2 separate regions of the Homo sapiens genome follow, and region 2 is linked to region 1. The links are chromatin contacts, found by Hi-C or POLR2A ChIA-PET in ENCODE. All regions are on one chromosome and are shown on one strand. Each heading gives the region's core, a stretch centred on a gene start or an enhancer-like site at or near the end of the contact. The rest is flanking DNA. Distances are from core to core; before and after follow the strand shown.

Evidence for each region. A loop is a pair of places that touch in the nucleus more often than their neighbours do. ChIA-PET counts read pairs that join two places held with the same protein, here RNA polymerase II (POLR2A). Pooled maps may share reads with other maps.
Region 2: a map of naive thymus-derived CD4-positive, alpha-beta T cell shows a loop between it and region 1 (19-fold over the local background). The contact joins two enhancer-like sites. A Hi-C loop is called at or near these places in 1 of 168 maps with a recorded cell type or tissue (naive thymus-derived CD4-positive, alpha-beta T cell) and 11 of 50 pooled maps. POLR2A ChIA-PET finds 5 or more read pairs at or near these places in 2 of 52 experiments (AG04449 and WTC11).

What each region holds. Positions count from the first base shown.
Region 1 is chr15:62,738,173-62,745,712 of GRCh38, reverse strand. TLN2 (talin 2) reads right to left here. Exons shown (of 59, transcript NM_015059.3): 30 at 7,380-7,499; 31 at 6,168-6,365; 32 at 4,944-5,083. Among named protein-coding and RNA genes, the nearest start is that of MIR190A, 82 kb to the left of the region's middle. RefSeq lists a silencer at 1,999-2,154. Within about 2 kb of position 3,117, at least 12 of the 41 ENCODE cell types and tissues checked have a DNase peak (open chromatin) inside an H3K27ac peak, as active enhancers do.
Region 2 is chr15:63,089,613-63,097,152 of GRCh38, reverse strand. No RefSeq gene overlaps it. Among named protein-coding and RNA genes, the nearest start is that of LACTB, 28 kb to the left of the region's middle. RefSeq lists a silencer at 1-43 and an enhancer at 3,011-6,807. Within about 2 kb of position 3,397, at least 5 of the 41 ENCODE cell types and tissues checked have a DNase peak (open chromatin) inside an H3K27ac peak, as active enhancers do.

The DNA of each region.
Region 1 (7,540 bases), core at 1,868-4,367:
AGAATAGAGGATTAAATAAATATACAGCCCTCAAGGGAATCCTGGGGACCCATTAAAAGTCAGTGTGTAGCATATTACTAATGTCAGAGATGAATATATGTGTTACGTGATTAAGGAAAATAAAACTTACAAAATAGAATAGAATGGGCCTACCCCTCTAAAAATAAACATATATATGCATAGAAAATGATAGAACGACATATATTAAAAGGTGAAGGGACTTTATAATGTTATTTTGAAAGAAAAAATTTCAATAAATCTACCCCCCATTAGAAATTAATCAATTTACATTATCACAAAAAATCTGGCCAAAATTAGAAGGGTCTCTGTTCTTTGTAAATCCAAATAGGTCTGAAGTACAGTTACTTTTATTTTTTTTTTACCATCTTTTTTTAGTGATCAAAGCCACATAAGTTCATTTTTAAAAATACAAAAAAGCTAAATAACCATAATGCTACCTTACAGAGATAGTGTTTTCATCTAGGCTTATCTATCTACTCTCAGTTTCTAAAAAACTTGGGATCTACAACTTCAATGGTTAAAAAGGGTTAAGGTAAAACATTATTTAGTGTTCAGAGATGCTGAATAGGTTCAGTTGAAGTGTGAGAGCTCTGGCTGGAAGTTTTAAGTAGATACAGAAGTGGGGTGGAGTGTGAGAAGAAAATCAACCACTTTGTGCTTCTGATTACCTATTTAGCACAAGTCACCCAGTCAGGAGCTTAGAAGGTAAAAAGCAGCAGCAGACATCTGTCTGCCTGCCTCCAGGGAAGAGGCGCCTGGGAAAGGAGGAAAGAGCAAATCGAAATTGACCTTTCTGTATTCCCAGGGTCCTGTTATGTCAAGGCACAGAGATTAAAAAATAATCTAGGCCAGGCGCGGTGACTCACGCCTAGAATCCCAGCACTTTGGGAGGCCGAGGTGGGTGGATCACTAGGTCAGGAGTTTTGAGACCAGCCTGGCCAACATGGTGAAACCCCGTCTCTACTAAAAATACAAAAATTAGCTGGGCATGGTGGCATGCGCCTGTAATCCCAGCTACTCGGGAGGCTGAGCCAGGAGAATCACTTGAACCCGGGAGGTGGAGGCTGCAGTGAGCCGAGATCGCGCCTCTGCACTCCAGCCTGGGCGACGGAGCGAAATTCCATCTCAAAATAAAAATAAATAAAAACATAATAATAATCATCTAGCTGGGCATGGTGGTTTGTGCCTATAATCCCAGCTACTCCAGAGGTTGTGGCCAGGAGTTCCAGACCAGGCTGAGCAACACAGCAAGACTGCCTCTCTTTAAAAAAAAAAAAAAAAAAAAAATTAAAAATAACAAAAATAATCTTTTATGGCTCTCTAGGATGGCAAGGTGTTTGCAATCTAATGGAAAAGGCAAGACAATGAGAAGACAAGGTACAAAGAAGTTGGATGAAAGAAAGCAGTACCAGGGCGGGACACCCGGCAGGGCATGATGGATCGCTGAGCAAGGGACCAGAGGTATGTAGGGACTCGCAGGGAGCCGGAAGAAAATGAAAGCCTCAGCTGCCGGGCACAGAGTCTGCCTGAAAGGGAGGGCTCGATGTAGACTGAAGCAATTGGAAAAGTCAGGGCTGAGTGACATCCTGATTTGGATGGAGGGAAGGAAACATTCTAGGTAAGACCCACAGAGAGCAAAGGTCTCTTGTACACCTTTCTGTTTACGGAGCAAATGCACTCTTCTCGTTTGTGCTGCTTGCTAGACCATCCATCTTCACAGTCTTTGGGGACAGGAGGAGCCCCGTCCAGCAAGAACCTCAGACCAAAGGGGAGCCAGGGGGGCAGGTGCTACCTTGAGTTCCTAGGGAGCATCCTCTGTGGACTGGAAAGCAGCTGAAACCTGGCCCGGGGGTGTGATGCTGGCCGCTGTGGGCTTAAAGCCTTCTCAGTTCTGGAGTCCTTCTGGCCAGGATGACTGTGGTGGTGAGCAGTGATTCAGGGAAGGTGTTCAGAGGTAGGATACCCCCTTCGTTTTGGCAACTGCAAGCTAGCTTTCTATTTCCTTGACTAAGTTTAGGGGGCACCTGACCAGCCCCTGGTTGGGGGAAAAAGGCTGATGAATGGGTGACAAAGGGTCTCCAGCTCCACCCAACTTGTCAGAAAAGAGCCAGAACCCAAACAGTTACACGGGAAGAAAATGAACAAACCAGGCACTAAATAGCAAATGACTTCCTCTCCCCTAGGCATCCAAAACCAAGGGGATAGGTAGGGTCCCAAAAACGTACCCAGGCTCGGAAGCAGAATTAAGAACAGAGGAAAAAGACATCCTCTACTTTTTTCTCCAGAAGCAAACCTTTTCTTCCCAGAGCAAGAAGGACCACAGAGACCACAAATAATAAGGGGTTTGAGACTGTTAACACAGGAGTGGGACAGGGCTGAGTTGGTCCAGGCCTGGGTCCCCGCAGTGGCATTTCTGGGGACTTTGAGGATACACACAGGAAGGACAGGCAGGACCTGACAGTCTCAAGAACAAGGAGGACAGAGGACTGAGGACTGAGACTATGATGATCAGATCCCTTCTGCCCAGCTTCCTGTGCACTTTTATGCAGGACTGTTCTAGGCCCAGATGAAATGAGCGGAGCATGTGGTGAGTCCTGCCTAACTCCACCAGGGCCACATAATGAGGGTTATAAATACACAAGATATAAAGACACACATAATAAGACAGGCCCTGTCTTATTCACAGTGTGCACTCAGCACTGGGCGTCACCCACATCAGGCCTGTGATGAAAATCTATGTAATGAAGACATGAATGAATAAGACAATGAATGAATGAACCCCAGCCTGGCAGAGCTTTGTGTCCCAAGAGGAGCCTGCCTGACCCTCTTGACCTGGCTGGAGTCTCTGCTGAGAAACAGCCCCAGGGAGCAGAAGCTTGCCAAAATGTGCCAAAAAACCAAGGAGAATGTGCCAGCGTTTTCTCGCAACAGTTCCATCCCAAGACAATCATTTTCATGTGATGATTTTTAAGTGCTTACCTGGCTATGAAATCACCAGGCTGGGAATTCTCCGTCAACTGCTAAAAGCCAGGACAGAAAGGCAACGAAAGCTTTTTTTTTTCCCCTTTTCCCCATGTCCTTTCTTCGAAGCCACCACCAGGGGGCCTGCACCTATTCACAGAGCCATACACCAGCAATATTCTTTCCGGCTCTGTTTCCTTCTATATCTGGCTTTCAAAAGGGCAATTTATACATTCCCCCTCCTTCCCACAATTTAGGAGAGTGAAGCCATTCCAAGCTGGAAACTGTAATTTTGAAATGATGCAAAAAATTGAAGATAATGAAAAACATCTGAGTTCTGATACCTGGAAATGTCAGTTGCCTTATCCAAAGGCTCCTTTGTAGGAAAAAAAGCAACGATCAAGAGGGGGTTTTCTATCAGAAACAGCTGCTCAACAGAACAGACATCACCCCCAACCCCACCTCCCATCTCTCCCACCATCAAGGGAGGTCACTTATTTACTAGAACAGTCACGAACAAAGCATGAGATGGGAAGATAATTTTCCAGTCCCCTAGTGGCTCTAGCTATTGTTTGCAGTTAAAATGTACCTTCCAGGAATAAATGAAGAAACTCAAGGGTTTGCAAGCAAACTGCTCTGACAGTGTCTAACCCTTCACACACACACACACACACACACACACACACACACACACACACACACACACCCCACTACAAGCCAAGAGGGAGGAAGGACATGTTTGGACCATGAGTACCATGAGATCTTATGTGCTGAGAGCTAAGGAGAGCTTTAAGGATGATGTAGTTCATACCCCCACTTTGCAGATGGGAAAGTTTAGACAGGCTGAGCAACCTGACCAATGCGACTGAGTTAGTCAAGTATTAAAGCTTGGAATATAATTCAGGTCTCTTGATGCCGACAATTTAAAAAACAGCCAATGATCTCCCAGGGGAGACATAAAGACACACACACACACACACACGCGCAAATTTTAAAAAACCAAGTTAAAAAAAGGAAAGCAGAATCAAAGCTATGCTTTTCAAAAATCACGAATCTGCACATTATAAAAAGGCCTCCAATTACTCTCTATCCCCTAATAGTCCTGCTTTTAATCTCTCTCCACTGTCAGCTTTCTTATACGTAATATGATGGTAAATAATGCTAAAAAAACATGCCTGCACCACCACAGAATCATGACCACCCTACTCTCTGGGTTCAGGAAAATGAAAGAGGGGCTGCTGATACGAGAACCCCCTGGGCTGTCACTGCAGTGCTCCACATACCACATTCAACCACTAGTTACTGAACTAACTTGTGGCCCTGGAGCAGAAACTATACTGTTTTATCCACTTCCCTGGGTGAAACCAACAGGAAAGAAGGACACCCAAATCATCCAAAATTCACACTCATGTTTTAATATATTTCCAAAAACAATTTATTCCCACTGCCTCCCTACTCATCTTAAAGTGGAGCCTTCCCCATGTGACAGATACAACATGTTACATTCAATCTAACACTGATGCCAGGCACAGGGTTAAGTGCTCAATAAAAGTCTGCTGAATGACTTGATGAGCACTGCTTTTCATCTTTACGCTTTTCAGTATTTTCTGATGTTTCAAGAAGCATATATACTATTTTATAATCAGAAAGATATAATGCTACTTAAAAAAAATCTGTTTAATTCATTGCATTTACAAGTCAAAATGGACCTTACGTCTAAACAAGTCTCTACTGAAAAGGCTGTATGAGAAGACAGAAGATATTTTTAGTGGGGAAAGAACATGGAAATGAGCCAGTTTTATAAAATATCAGAGTGTCCATCACTCTCAGCTCCACCTCCCATGACCTAAGGACAGCACCAATTCTTTTGCTCAGCAAAAGTGGGAGGATGTCAGGCACATCTTCAGACTGCAATGACACTGTCTAACCACACACGAAAGCACATTGTGTCCCACTCCTACCTTGCAGCTGCAGCCAGGAGATTTTTCGCATTGGGAGCTCCTGGATCTACAGAGAGAGACTTGGCAGCTAACAGCAGCTTGCTGGATGCCATCGAGATATTCTTGAGGTTCCCTATCACTTGGATCTGGTCTTCTTTTGTCTGGAAGGTCAAAAGGAGCCGGAGCTATTAGGGCCTGTCCATTTCTTGAAGGAGGCATTCAGAGAGCTAGGAGCAGCATCCTGACATGCAGGCAGGTTATCCGTATAGATCACATTAAACCCAGTTAGCCCGCAGATGCCTAACTCGTTGAGACACTGACCAGTGTCTACCCTTCTCCAAACAGATGCTCAGATCAAGATGCATGCCACAGGGAAAGAAATCCATCCCCAAGTGGGTCAGCCAAGAGCTGTGCTTTTCTCACAACTAGAGGCATTAAGCGGGGAGCAGGGTGGGAGGAGAGTGAGCGAGCTGTGAGCCAATGCACAGACCAGGCAGCGATTCCAGCATCTTGCTCAACAATGCTGGAGTTGTCAAGGAGCTGTACATCTCGGCCTGGCACAAACGACCAGCACTGTCTCGATATTCAGAGCTGACTGCATCCCTGAAGTTCCTGACTCGGGAAAGCACACATTTCTCACCCGGTTGCCATCTGAGAAACAATTCTTTGTAGATACTAGAAGAAGATACACCCTGGTTATCTCTTTTAGGGAGGTCAAAGGAGCGCAGAAAAAAAAAAAAAAACAAAAAACACAGCTCTGCAAGCTGACACCAGATCAGTCAAGCTCCCTTGTTCTAAACAAGGGGTTTATCTGTTCATCTGAAGGAGGTAATTTTTAATCACTTGACACTCTGTATTAGACACAGACCATCTGAATGGTCCATTAAACCTCAAATACATATATATTTTTATTGTATTATCCCACATTTGAAGAGCTGTTCTAATCTTTGTTAAACATTCTCCCTCCTCCTACCCTCCCTCCAAATAGTAAGACTATGAATTCTGCTGGAGGATCGTGGGAGAAGTTATTCTTTATTACTAACAGCACCTCATGCATAAGCTGATAGCATCTTTGGGAATGCCATTCCCATGAGGGCATGAGCTTCCTAAGCAGCAAAAAGAATGCAACCATGGCCTGCCTGTTTCCAGGTTCCTTTTCCTATTTGTTCAGTCAGTCTCAAGGATGGATTATCCATCCGAGAGGAGAGGCTAAGGTCAACTCCAGACAACCACCTCCACACCCACCTGAGCTTGGCCAGCCATCTCAATGCCAGCATCGAGGAATTCATCAAAATCATCACTGAACTTTCCAGAGGCTGCAGCCAACTCTCCACTCTGGCCCCGGGTGGCATGGACCACTTCCCCAGCAGACTGGTTCAGATCAGCTGCTGCCTGGTTCAGTTCACTCTGGGCTTCCTGGAAAGGCTTCGTGCTTGGAGGTAGCTGTGGGGAACAGACGGCACACCCCATGAGACATTCTGCTTTGCAGGGGAGGGATAAAAGGAAGGTATTGTGGAAGGGAGACAGACTCTTCAGAGATGCATTTGAGTCATCACGATTAAAAGGCTCTGAGTCATCTGAGCCCATTTTATTAATAGGTTTGACCACCAACATATACATCCATTCATTCATTTAAATGTATCAAACACCTGCTCAGTGCTAGACACTGTGGATCTAAAAATGTAAGCTATCTACAGGGGCTCAAGGTTTCCTAAGTGGCAGAGACAGGATCCACACCAAGGCAATCCGACTCCAGGGTCCATTCTCTAAAACTCTACCCTATTTTGTCTCTGTTAAGATGAAAGCTAAGTTTTAGCTTTGTAAACTAAAAGGCAGATGCTCTCAAACTTCAAATCACGTTCTTCCAAACTAATAGCCACCAATTATATTAGTGGCCTTTGCTAATAACTTTTAAATGTCATCTAGCAGACTGATAACCATTTGTGAAAAGTTCTAGGGAGTTAAGCTAGACTCTATTCATCACCCACAAACATTGCCTCTATACCTGTGCAGAGAAGAAACAAAGATGCACCAGCACAAACCCTCCTTCAGCAGACTCACAAAGCAGGGAAGGGAACAGGCCCCAAGGTGAAATTCCTCAGACTACTCGCTCTCTCACTGAGGCTTGGACACACGTACCCTTCCAACACCTGACTGTCACTATCTGAGATGTCCTGATGAGAAGACAGGTGATCACATACCCCTTTGCCTGTCTCACCGGGACGATCCGAGAGGAAATGGCAACATGGGCTCAAAGAAAAAGTAAACTTTAAAAGCTCCACCTGGGAACTTTGTTGATCAGACAGCAAAACATGGAAAACAAAGACTGGCGGGAAAAACAGGACTCCTAAAGGAAGGGTTAGCTGCTCAGAGATCTCATGGAGAGAAGAAGACTTCACTCACACCTAACGCGAGCCTAGTCCCCCAGTGTCCTTTCTCAATCTAAGAACCTCTCACCGAATCCACAAGCAGCTTCTTGCTGGACTCCCCGATGCTCTTCAAGGCCACGTCCACATCCTTCTGCCCAGGGAGGCAATTTACGCAGTTATTCAAGGAGTGTGAGACGGCTTTAGCCACCTGAATTCGTGGAGAGAGAGAAGCACCTTTAAGTACAAACA
Region 2 (7,540 bases), core at 2,148-4,647, 350 kb before region 1:
CGGTCACGGTGGCTCATGCCTGTAATCCCAGCACTTTGGGAGGCTGAGGCGGGCAGATCACCTGAGGTCGGGAGTTTGAGACCAGCCTGACCAACATGGAGAAACCCCGTCTCTACTAAAAATACAAAATTAGCTGGATGTGGTGGCCCATGCCTGTATTCCCAGCTACTCGGGAGGCTGAGGCAGGAGAATCACTTGAACCCGGGAGGCAGAAGTTGTGGTGAGCTGAGATCGCGCCATTGTACTCCAGCCTGGGCAACAAACGAGAACTCTGTCTTTAAAAAAAAAAAAAATTCCTTTCTGCGCTTAAAAAGTCAATCAGTAGTTTCACCATAATCCATGTAGCTCAGAGTTAATATGCTACATGCCTCGGCCTCCCAAAGTGCTGGGATTACAGGCATGAGCCACCGCGCCCGGCCAGTCACTTAGTTTTCTAAGCCTCAGTGTCCCCATGTGTAAAATACTACATGCCCTGCCTGCTGTACAGAGTTGGGAAACTCAAACTTGATAAAAGATGTGAAAATATTTTAAAAATTATAGGCCGGGCACGGTGGCTTTTGCCTGTAATCCCATCACTTTGGGAGGCCAAGGTGGGTGGATCACTTGAGGTCAGGAATTCGAGACCAGCCTGGCCAACGTGGCGAAACCTTGTCTCTGCTAAATTTACAAAAATTCTCTGGGCATGGTGGCAGGTGCCTGTGATCCCAGCTACTTGGGAGACTGGAGCATGAGAATTGCTTGAGCTTGGGAAGCGGATGTCACAGTAAGCTGAGATTGCATCACTGCACTCCATCCTGGGTGACAGAGTGAGACTGTCTCTAAATAAATAAATAAATACAATTATAAAGTGCTAGTCAAATGCAAGTTGGTAGTGAAACAGGCCTTGACATATTTCATAGTCACTTTATAATTCTTCCATCAAGGCTGGACAAGTGTCACCTTAGCACAGATCAACCCAGATCAACATACTGAAGATTTAGGAGCACAAGATTCTTTAATAGAGGATATTTTTCTGCCCTGCTTCTTCCAATTGCAGTATATCATATTTGATCATTGTAGTGCTTGATGAATTTATTTTGCAACTTACTACGATAGAATGAGAAATCACTGGCTTTTCCAAATAGATCATGGCTGTCTCCCCATTGGAGAAAGAGGTACTCTGTAGAGTAACTAGGTTAACTCAGAATATCTACACCCTGAAAGGCCAGTTTTCTTTTTATAATGTAAACACATTAAGGGAATTTGGAAATAAAGAGAAATCATCCAGAATTCTACCATCTTAACACAGCTCTGTGTTTTTGCCCATTACAGCCTAGTTGGCATCCATAAGCACTTAAGAGGGCTGTAGTTACAATGTACATATCATTTTGGTTTTCTGCCCCTTTTTCACTTATGCATTTCTCCACATTTCCTTTTTCTTCTTTTTGTGATTATACTTTGATAGGCATCTACATTTCTACCTAGCCTCCGTGTTTATCATTTTAATGGTGAAATAATATTCCATCAACTGAATTAATCATGATTCCTTTTGGGTGAAGATATAGGTTGTCGCCAGGTTTTTCTTTTTCTACTATTAATAATGCTACAACAAACGGGCCAGGCACGGTGGCTCACACCTGTAATCCCGGCACTTTGGGAGGCCGAGGTGGGCGGAACACCTGAGATCAGGAGTTGGAGACCAGCCTGACCAATATAGTGAAACCCCATCTCTACTAAAAATACAAAATTAGCCGGGCCTGGTGTCACACACCTGTAATCCCAGCTACTTGGGAGGCTGAGGCAGGAGAATTGTTTGAACCTGGGAGGTGGAGGTTGCAGTATGCCGAGATTGCACCATTGCACTCCAGCCTGGGCAACGAGCAAAACGCTGTTTCAAAAAATAAAAATAATGCTACGACAAGTGGCTTCTTAAATATAGCTTTTTGCCTTTGTTGAAAACCAAAGTCTCCAGGATAGAATTATTAGCTCAAAGCTTAAAAACTCTTTAGAGTTCTTGCAAATATATTTCTATTGCTTTCCAAAAGGATCCCACAAATTTTAATGCCATTAACATATTTGATCTCATTGCTAACATTCCAGCATTGAGCAATTTATTATAAAATTTTACCAATTTAATAGGTATCAAATGCTGTCTCTTTTAAAATGCTATTTTTATTTCCACAAAGGAAAGACAGTTTTCAAGGGCTACTTTTTTAGAGGGAAAAGTTTTGTCACCAGAAAGATAAATCCAGGTAGCTGATAGTATCTTCATTTACTCTTTTGTCCATACCAAGGACGTAGGAGAGTGATTTGGCACTCAGCCTCCCCTTTAGAGGTTGAGAGCAGCTAGATCTGCCCCTTTAAACCATGACATCCAGGTCTATGGTATGCAGCAGAGTGGATACTACTGAAATAGTTTACACATTCTTGCTGGAACTTACTAATACAGTTTCAGTTTTACTGAACTTCTAAACCAGCAACATAAGTTAAGGATCCAGGAATATTAGATTGGCAACATGCAAATTGACTATCATCTAACAACTGGCATCTAGACTCAGTCAGAAGGAGTTTTCAGGCAAACAGAATCTGGTGTGATGTTTATAGCTGTGTAGCGGGAGCCAGGCCTCTTAGCTTTGCTATTTGTGTCAGTTCCCAAGGGAACTTAAGTGGCAAAAGCCCACTTCAATTTTCTCAGTTTTAGGTTGCCCATTTGCCTGAAAGAAGTGATGTGAAACTTGTGAACCAGAATCTTGGGAATATTCTGAGAATCTCAGATGGAAGGGACCATTTTAATTATGAAATCTTTTTTCATTAAAAAAAAAAATCAGGTAACCCTTTCCCCATTTCACATTTCTGGTTCAGGTACTCAATAAAATGCAAATAGAATGACAGAATTTACTTTGATGAGCTCAAAATCAGTAGCAAAATATAAATCAAGATGCCTTATTAATAAAAAAGTTAAAGATTTGTTAAAAACAATAATGTAAACAGAGATGATTGTAGGTATTTAGGATGTTTAATTGTGTCCCATCCTGCCTTGCCCTTTACATATTTAGCATTTTTTTCTGATAGGAAAGTAAATTGTAGATTGGAAAAAAATCTTATTTTAAAAACAATTGCATGAAGCACATATTATTATGGTGTCTTCATTTTACAAATGAGGAAACAGACTTAAAGAGGCTGAGGGCCCCGAGGTCACACTGCTCAGGAGTGTGTCTCAGCTCCCTTATTCAAACTCTTCTGTTTCTAAGGGTTTACTCTTCTTGCATTTGAAATTGAGCAAAAGTTTAAATTCTTTTACCCAGGCTGCAGAATGGGTCTGGGAAAGACGGTAATGCTGTTGAGAGGCTCACGCATGCAGGTGCTGGGGAGAAGCCATTGGGTGGAGAATATGTGAACAGCAGGTGGCAGCAGTGTCTTTGGAGTGCGTGGTTGTCCCAGGCAGTCCCCGGAAAGCAAGGTCCATGCAATACCATGGAGCCCTGAACCTAATGCCTGACCTTTCATCTCTGACCTCCTGCTGAGCCAGGTGTACTACCTGCCACCTAGTAAGGTACAGTGTATCCCTGGGGAAGGAATTGGGGAGAATATTGGGAAACAGGTGACTTGGGAGTCATTTATAATTGAAAGGCTCCCATCTGGGTAACTGGTATAATGTGTGGTGGTGTGACTCTGGCGTGTTACTTAGCTTCTCTGTTCTTCAATATCCTTTCTGTAAAATGGGGATAATGGCCATCTGCCTCTCAGGATCACTGAGATGATTAAGGGAATGTGATATCTACAAAGCCCTTGGAACAGCCCAGTACTGGGCGCACACTATGTGTACGTTACCTATTATTAATATTCTTTGTTGAAGGCTTTATCGTTTGCAGTGGACTTTCATACCTATCATTTCATTCCATCCTCCCACCATATTTTAAGATGCAAATATTACACCCATTTAATATAATAGAGGCGGACACCGGTTGAGCCAGAGAAAGTACAAATTAGCACGAGCTTTGAAGTCAGACAGATTGGAAGTCAGGCTCATTAGAGTTGTGGGATTTGTGCAAGTTACTTAATGCTTTGGAGCCTCAGTTTCTTTCTAAATGAGTGATAATATTACCTATCTTGTGGGTTTATGACAACATACATGAAGTTTAAAACAACATACATGGTTTAAAACAATATATATGAAGCCATCTGGTGTGGTTCCTCTTCCATAGTGAACACTTAAAATTATTCAAGGGATGTTTTAAAACATCAAAAAGTATTTAGACAGGCACGGTGGCTCATGCCGGTAATCCCAGCACTTTGGGAGGCCGAGGCAGGCGGATCGCCTGAGGTCAGGAGTTCGAGACCAGCCTGGCCAACATGGTGAAACCCCATCTCTACTAAAAATACAAAAATTAGCCAGGTGTGGTGGCGCATGCCTGTAATCCCAGCTACTCGGGAGGCTGAGGCAGGAAAATCGCTTGAACCCGCGAGGTGGAGGTTGCAGCGAGCTGAGATCGCGCCACTGCACTCCAGCCTGGCGACAAAGCGAGACTCCATCTCAAAATAAATAAATAAATACAAAGTATTTAAAAAGGCAAGTAAATTTACTTACAATCCACCACCTAGAAATAACCTTGTTATTACTATGATGTGTTTTTTTCCCCTAGTATTTGTAAGTGATATGGCCGAGCTCCCATCACATATGTGTAAGTCACTCGACCAAGGTGCCAAAGCTAAGACAGGGGCAGAGCTGGGCTCACACACCAGGCAGGGCTGCCTCCAGGGCCAGGTTCTTCTGTGTAGCTACTTCTCCACACTTCCTCAATCAAGTTAAGGATTAAATGTCTTTTGAGAAACTGATGAAAAAATATTTCAAGTGTTTCAAGTTTGAAAATATACACTTACATTCAAAAGCATGTAAAGAAACCAGAGGTACCTAAGACAATCTTATCATATAGTTCAAGGCTGGAATTCTGCCCAGAAGGTAGGGTTTCACTTGCAAAACATGAATTTCTACAGATTTTTGTTTGGCCAACATTTTCACTGTTAAAACATTACTGTTCAAGCTGTTACAACTACAACAAGTAAATTTGGAAAAATCAGTGAACTAATCATTTGACAAATGGATTAAATTGAGTGAATTAATGATTCAGCAGATTGGGTCTTTGGGTGCACTGATTTTTTGGCAAATTGGCTCGCATCTATTAACATGGAGTAGTGCTCAATGTATGTGCTTGTTGAATTAATTAACACATGAATGAATGAGTGCATTGAATCTTGCCATAAATAAAATGATCTTTCCCCCCGAAGGTCAATGACTTTACATGATGTCAGCATTTTAAGAGCCCCAAAAGCTTCTTGAGACAGATATTCTGATTCTAGGGTCACGGCTACTCACCATGTGTGCATCCCAACTCCAAATCCACACTCATTGCCTGGTTGGCTCCTCAGTGAGAGCTGGTGCTTCCCTGTTGGTTCTTAGGGTTGAAGCCCGCTCACTATGGGTCTTGGAGTCAGAAGACCCAGGTTTGAATGTCACTGGGCTTGTCCACATCTTAGCCACGGAACACTGGCCAAGCCAGTGCACCCTGGAACCGTGTTGTCACTGATTACATGGGGACAGTGCTGATGTCTGTCCTGCTTTGTTCCCAGCATCACTGTCACTATCAAATAAAATGGAAATGCTCTCTGGGAGCCGGAAAGTGCTAGGTGAATTTTAGTTCTTTATGAGTTCATTATTATGAAAACCACAGTGGCCATGTGTGTGCTCTGTCATGGAGGGAGTAGGAAGGCTGGGGACGGGTCTCAGGGAAGGAGGGCCATGCCTGCTCGCTGGTAGAGGGTCACTACTCACCTTTGCTCTTTGGTCTCTGCCTTTCTGGTCACTGACACGCATGATAGAAGGGCACACACACCTATTAAACTGCTTCCCCCAGGTCATCTGCCAGTGAGGAGCTGGCAAACCCCAGTGGCCCTACAAACGCCTCCTCACTGGCTGCTTCAGGCTGAGGTCATTTGCCCGGAGCCCCTGGGGTGGGGTGAGAGGGAAGCCGGGGTCCTCCCAGTCACCTTGGGCCCTGTGCGGCCAGGCTGGGTGGCATCCTCCTCCGTCTGGCCTCTCTGCTCCCAGCTCTGAACGCAGCCTGAGAGAGGGCAGAAGGGGTGTCTGCTGGGCACCTTTGCTGCCTCACAGCCAAAGAAACCTGGCTGGGGAGGGCCGGGCAGGGAGGGCACACAGCTGGGCATGACAGGGAGGGCGTGTAATGGCGTAAGCTTGGGAACAGGATCAAAGACAAAGAACGAGGGGGCAAGAGGTGTCTGGAGAACGCAATTTTTTCCTCCTCCCTTTTCTCAAGTGTAAGAGTAAAATCATTAAAGAAAATAATGCGCCCTTCAAAGGCGAATTGGCAATCAGTGTTGAATTTTAGTGCTGGAGTGGGTGACAGCACATCCCAGCTGCAGTCAGGAGACCTACCGCTGCTGAGTGACGCTGCACCAGCCACCCGCCATCAGCCACCAGCCCCCAGCCAAGCGGTCATTTACCACCCACTTGGTCTGGCTCACTTTCTGTTTCCTGAGTTATATTAGCTCTAGTGGAGACCTACCATAACAGTTCATCACGCTTGAAAGGTGCTTCTTCCTCCCAGAGAACTTCACGTCCACCCTCTAAAAGCTCATCTGTCTGAACAGCCCTTCAGGGTTAAAAGCACCTGTGCTCAGATGGACTCTGAATTGGAAGGTTCTGAGGTTCCATCTAATCCTGTTATTACCCAGACTTCAGCTGGGCTCTCATTTCACCTCTCAGAGATTTGGTTCAATTTAGCCTGGACCCCAATTCCAGGGCCAGTTTAAGACCATTACAGGCCCCAGGGTCTTTTAATTATGGAGTCCGCATTCCACATAATATCAAACACATTAGAATATACCCATATTTCACATTGAGTATCACATTTTTGCTGTAGAAAGGATCAAAAGGACTTTATTAATCTTGCTTTTGAAATTATAGCTGCTCATTGACTACATGTCTGGCTATGTTCTCCAGGCTGGCATTGTGCATGCACAGTACATTTTATGGAGGGAGAAAATAAAACCTTAGCGTTATTTTCAAACAGAGAATCCAGAAACACTAAATTTAAACATGAATGAATTGACGTTGTTTGTTTTATAGACATTTAATTAAAATGTATTCCTTTCAATTTCATACTTTTCCTTTTATATTTTAGATTCAATAATTTTTTTTTTTTGGCATGTCACGTATTTTCACAGGCCTTTGAAAAAAGCTCATTGGCCAGAGGCCCTGTCCCCGGGGCCCTGCAGACCAGATGGCTCTGCTGGTGTTTGCTGAGAGCCCTTCCCAAGATTTTGCCCCACCCCTCACCTCATTCCCAGCATCTTTCTGATCCCCTGCTCCCTGTTCCTGTGTGTCTATCTGCCTGTGTTTCAGTTTCCACTGGTATCAAAACTGACCGCAAAGCCCAGCTCCTTCACTGTTACATGGACATTTCATGAGGTTGGTACCTGGACACATTCTGAGGACCATGGAGAACTGTCACTTACATACCTTGTAAGCTCCTGCCATCTGCTT